Regions from separate parts of the Mus musculus genome. Here region 2 is linked to region 1. The links are chromatin loops, found by intact Hi-C in ENCODE. Cell type or tissue: gastrocnemius. All regions are shown on one strand. Each heading gives the region's core, and the rest is flanking DNA. Links, peaks and the distances in the headings are about the cores only. Region 1 has its middle 2.5 kb from the start of Cemip. Region 2 overlaps Arnt2 (aryl hydrocarbon receptor nuclear translocator 2).

Region 1 (2,810 bases), core at 232-2,731:
GGAGGATGTAGGAGTTACTGCAGGTAGACAAGTGCATCCAAGAGACAGCCCAGGACACGTACTGTGGTAGAGAAGGACTTTGAGCTATGGAGCCAAAAGTTGAACAATTATCTATATTCATGTATTTCTGCATTTCTCTCTGTAACATACATGGGCAAAGGTTTGGCTGTATGCTGAAACTAACAGAGATGGGATTGATTAGCAGGGTCTTCCCTCCTTTGTACTTCAATTCGTTTTCAAGCTTTGGCTTTGCTGATTTGGGATAAGCCCTCTAATAGCCCAACCTGGCCTTAAACTATCTGTCTTAGGCTTCTATTGCTGTTTATAAAGACCATGACCAAAAGCAACGTGGGGAGGGAGGGAAGGATTTATTTGGCTTCCTGATCACAGTCCACCATGAATGAAAGTTAGGGCAGAAACTCAAGGCAGCCACCTAGAGGCCAGAACTGAAGTAGAAACCATGGAGGAACACTGCTAACTGGCTGGATCCCCTTGACTTGTTCAGTTTCCCTTTTTGTTCACTCCAGGACCACTTGCCCCAGGATAATATCAACTACAGTTGGTTGGGCCCTCCCATGTCAACCATTAATCAAGAGAATGTTCTATAGACATGCCTACAGGCCAGTATGATAGGTGTTTTCTCAATTCAGGCTCTCTCAGAGGACCAAGCTCATGTCTACAACTCACCAACACCCATTTCTATGGAGCTGAGAAGGGCCCTGGGCTCCAGATTCTCTTTCCTCCACCTACTAATCTGAATTACAGGCATGAGCTACTGTGCCTGGCTTTTAAAAACATTGTATACTGTAGCTGTCTACATTGTAAACTGGTTGGTACATTGTAACCAGAAGCTAGGTGATACCCCTCCCACTGGGTTCATTTTCTGAAAAAAAAAAAATTTTTTTTTCTTGAAAATAGGAAACACATAGAATTTTTTTTTCAATTAGGAAAAGAATATACTCAGCACCAGTTTATGAGTATTCTATATCTACGTCTTTCTCTGTGGTGGTGACCAGCTCGCGGGAGAAAGGTAGAAATCCACTTAAACAGCTCCTGAAAGGTTGACCAGGGTCCTAGGACTTCCTGTCCTAAATTCTTGCCAGATGTGCCCTACTGGGCAAGCTCCTTGGCCTTCAACAAAACAGGAATCTAGCAACTCGAACTTGCTAGAAACCTGGCTTCAGGATGCAGACTTCAGAATGTTCTTTTCCTGACGCCAGCTTCAGGCTCTGTGTCCAAGGGTGACCCCTGTTGGTGGCATTGCAATTTGCTCCTTTCCCCTGCTTGAGCGGTTCAGTCTCTGGGGATATACCCGAGGTTCACTGTTTTGCTTGTTTAGTAGAACTCTCAAGGTCTAGAGCCAACCCATGCAGCCTTATCCTGCTTCTTGTTTCTGATGGTTTTCTCAGTACCTTAGAGGAGAAGTCAGGGAAATCCCAGGAAGTCGGATTTGGAGAACAGAGCTACAGGTGTGGACAGCCCTTCAAACTGTGCACAGGTGTGTATGGATGGTGGTAGCGTTGGTGGTCAATAGGTGAAGTGAGGTGACCTTTGTTTTAAGGGATGGATGTGAAATATGGCTGCCTTGTCAGATTCAGGCAGTTGGTGGAGCAGGGCAAGACAAGATATGACATCCTACAGGATGAGGTCTAAGGGCTGAATATTCCAGGAAGGTGGTAGGAACTCAGTGCAGGTCTTAGAGGCTGGTGTGACGCCGTACACCCCCAGCCAAGAGCACCACTGGTCCCTCTGGGGATCCTGGCAAGAACTTGAAAGCTATCAGTTCATTTTGCAACTAGCCCCCATCTCTGCATTTATAAGTCTTGGATTTAGAGAAGTGTAGATAGGAAATCCATCAGGTTCACATTGCTGGTAATCCACACCAAAAGAATTACCCATCATACACTGCGGGTTACAAAGGCCTGGGTAGAAATGCTGAGTGGACGTGGCTGGAGAATCTGGTTTTAGACATGTGGAGCCTGTCTGTAATTCATCAGCTTCTTCCACCCCAGGCATGAGCCGATGATAAAAGAAAACTGGATGCCAGAGGAATGAGCTGGACACTCTGCATCTTGGAGAAAGCATGACAAAGCACTTCCCAGAGCCCATCCCTTAAGCAGGAGATTACTCCTCATCCCTGAGATGCCTGTGAAGATGAGCTCCTCCCTTGCTTTGCAGCCTCTGGTCTGTGCTCCACTGGTGGGAGAAGGAGCCCCAGTGAGGCTGGTCCAAGCACAATGCCCAGTCACCTGCTCCTCCTTGTTTGTGGGCCTGGGGAATGGGTTCCTTAAGAAAGGGATTCAGCAAGTATGTGTACTGCAAGGACTGGATAGGCACTTTATAAGGAGGTAGGTCTCAGTTTTATTCTGCTAGAAAGGGAGAGCAAAGAAAGGAAGCTTGCTACCAGACCCCGTTGATGGTATGCTTGGAGTTCAAAGGCAAACTGAGACTCTTGATCTTTGGTTCCAGCTTTCTAGAGAAGATCTGGGGTGGAGTGCTGTGCTTCCCTGGTTCCAACACATGGCCCAAAGGCTGCTGCCCAGAGGACCTAGACAGGGGCTTCCAAAGTCTCTGCCATAGACTGGCCCTAAAGCCTGCACTGAGATTCCTAAAGCTGGTGGGCACTGCCTAGAATGAAGACCCTCTCGCACAGCAGTGAGCATAGGACATTGGCAGGCAGGAAGAAATGTGTACTTGAGAACTCTCATTAACCAGAGGAGGGAGCTGAGCAATAAGTCTCAAAGAGGGACAGCATATAGAATTGCAACCAAAGCTGTCATCTTAGAATTAAAATGAAATGGAAAAAAAAA
Region 2 (2,810 bases), core at 15-2,514, 180 kb before region 1:
GGGGTGCTCTTTACCCAGGGACCAAAGACATGCCCATGAGTGACACACCCATATCTGATGCTAGGTCTGATGAAAATAAGGAAGATTGGGAAATGAGAGTAGAGCCAGATGCACGGGGCTAGGTAGGCCCTGGCTGCTGCTGTGTTCAAGGTATAGAGGGTGCTGAGCAGGCTTCTCAGGTGCCAGGCTCTTGCCAGAAGAAGACAATGCTAGCTAGCCTAACCTTCTTAGCACCTGTGCAAACCAGATCTCTACCCCTAGGCTTATCTCTCCCAATATGGCCTCACACCTGCCAATTCAGGCTGCCTAGCCAAGAAGTCACGGAAATAGAAAAACAAGCCAACTATTCAGAGTCCTGGACACTATTCTGGAATCTTCCCCCTTTGGATCCTAGGGAAAACTACTTCCTCTCTGGATCCTGCCTCCTTCTCTGCCCCTATCCCTCTTTGTTCCTTCTCAGTATGTGGTTGTGTACACAGGCCTGTGCTCAGCAAGGGCTCTGAGGCCGCTGGATTCCTGTGAGTGAGGCTGTTCTTGAGGGTGTAACTTAAGCTTCACTGTCAACCTTCCTAAATCTCCCTGTCACTAACTCCTCCCTATTGATGAACTACTTCTATAGCACGTCCAAGCCACCCTATCTACAGTAACAGTGCCCTGGCTGGGCACCCAGCAGCTTTGTAGATTTGGATGGGCAGAGCTGACTGAGGAGCCTTGTTGCGGATGGTTGGGGGCTTTTAAATCTTTCACCGTTGTTCTTTTCCAGTCTTCATTTACCTTCTGCCATCAGAGTCACATGTCTGGTCACAGCTAATGAAGCTGATGTCCCCTGTCCACCATGACTGGACATGGCCTAGGCCAGGCAAGATGCTTGCATTACTGTTCTTGCTTTAAGAGGGGACCCAGTCCCAGAAGCCCAAGGCTTGAGCTTCAAAACCATGAAAGCATGGGTAGAAGTAGGCAGGTGACAGTGGACAGATACAGAGGAAGAAGAAGACAAGACAGGACCCCCCCCCCAGAGCCTAGGGAACACCCCCAGGAGGCAGCCCTGACAAGGGGGAGGCATAGAAGCAAAGTCACCCTCCTCTGCAAGCCAGCCAGGCTGACTGGGTTGGCTTTCTGAAAGCCAGACAGTGATGAGACAGAAAAGCATTTTGTTCAGAGGTGGGCTATTCTGCTGTCTCAGGTCAGTCGTTCTCAGCATCTCCTGGAAGTTGTGTGAATCAGAAAGCCCCTGGGGCACCTGCAGCAGCGGCAGTAGCAACACATGTCAGTTTTCTAAACCAGGTGTTCAGTGGCAAGGATGAAAAGCTTGCTCTGGACGGTAGAGGGCGGTGCTGACCAAGCATGTGAGCAGACAAGAGCATTCTTGAGTTTTGTCAGCTAGGCCAGCAGTAGGCCAGCTAGTTAGGAAAGCTCCTCCCATGCCCTGTGCTTGGGGGGAGGAGTGAGGAGTTGCTTGCTCGGTAGCCTTCAGCTAAGAGCATCCAAAAGCAACTTCCTGAAGGAGTTAAGCAAGCATTGGGTGTTTAGCATTTGTGCTAAACTGCTGAAAAGGCTCTTTGTCACCTCTGACTTCTTCCTGTTCCTTCCACACAGATGGAAGCCCAGAAAAACAGACTGATGCAACACACAGGGTGCACTTCACTGAGGAGGTCAGGTCTTGGTGTTTGGGATTTGATACTCTGAGAAACCAGTCATGTCCGTCTTTCCACATTCGCCCATCCTAGCTCCTGGACATTCACTTCCCATCTCTCTTCTGGAGAGTGACATGCAATTATCCTTAGGCCAAGCCTCTGCTATTAAAATAGCACTAGTCTGAGGTTGTCTCGGGTTCTCATGACACAAGCTCCTGATGTGTGCATACAGCCATAGCTACATGTGTGCACTCATATGTATGTGCATGGAGGGCTAAAGATGCATGTGTCCCTGTGATGGTAGGTGTATGTGTGCATACATGTATGCACGTGTACATGCATACACATATGTGTGAGTACAAACATGGATTCTTAAAGCCCAACTGGTCAATGATCACATATACCCCATGGTCGTTAGTAGGAGTTACCTGCTTGATAGTAGGTGGAAAGTGAAGAGAAGGGGTGGATGCAAAAGGAGGCAGAAGGTTGTACAGCCAGGAGGCAGCAGCCTTCAGTGAGGGCTGGACACAAAGAAACCATTCTGTTCTGTCTTTTTGAGAGCCAGGCAGCAACTTCCAGTCAAGATGAGACGAGACCCCTCCAATGACGGGCTCCAAACCCAGGGAGCCTCTTAGTCCTTTCTTTTCCTGCCCCTCAGAGGAGAACCAGAACTGAAGGTTATGCCCAGAACTCTAGCACGCTTCCCCCTCTGCCCCGGTGGAGGTCCTGGTGTAATGTGACTTAAACAGTTAATAACTAATGCTTGAAATTAATACACCAACAGTTACTTTTTAACCAGCTATTACCCAAATAAAGAACACAGAGACCTTTAGAATGATAATAAGCCTTAAAGCACCGGAGCTGGGCAGATATCAACCCTCTAAGCTATTTTGTCTGTTCATGCCTTGAATCCCAATATATTGCTTGCCATATGCTTCATTTGCACTGTTCTTGCTTCATCGGGCTAGCCCTCATAGCCACATGCTCATGGTCCATATTAGCCCATGGTAAGACTTCCTTCTTCCTCCTCTCCTTGGTCTCCCTTATAGTCCCTACCTGAGACCCCCCCCCCCCCCGCCCCAAGCTCAGGAACCTTTGTCCTGCCTACCTCTCTTCTACCCAGCTACAGGCTGTCAGCAACTTTGATTAACCAATCAGAGATAATTTGGGTGCAAG

What was found. Hi-C counts contacts between places; a loop is a spot of excess contacts. Peaks named below come from ENCODE experiments on the same cell type or tissue, not always from the same donor. Only the 100,000 strongest peaks of a DNase experiment are listed, where the experiment ranks them.
Region 2: it touches region 1 in a loop (13-fold over the local background); 40 of 42 quality-filtered maps call a loop at or near these places.

The regions. Positions count from the first base shown.
Region 1 is chr7:84,087,601-84,090,410 of GRCm38, reverse strand. No RefSeq gene overlaps it. Among named protein-coding and RNA genes, the nearest start is that of Cemip, 2.5 kb to the right of the region's middle. In gastrocnemius, for the core only: CTCF peaks have their summits at 441 (motif pointing left) and 1,251 (motif pointing left); a DNase peak (open chromatin) is centred at 1,247.
Region 2 is chr7:84,271,166-84,273,975 of GRCm38, reverse strand. All of the region lies in intron 12 of Arnt2 (aryl hydrocarbon receptor nuclear translocator 2), which reads left to right. Among named protein-coding and RNA genes, the nearest start is that of Gm26708, 40 kb to the right of the region's middle. In gastrocnemius, for the core only: no CTCF peak of the experiment used is centred there; a DNase peak (open chromatin) is centred at 1,353.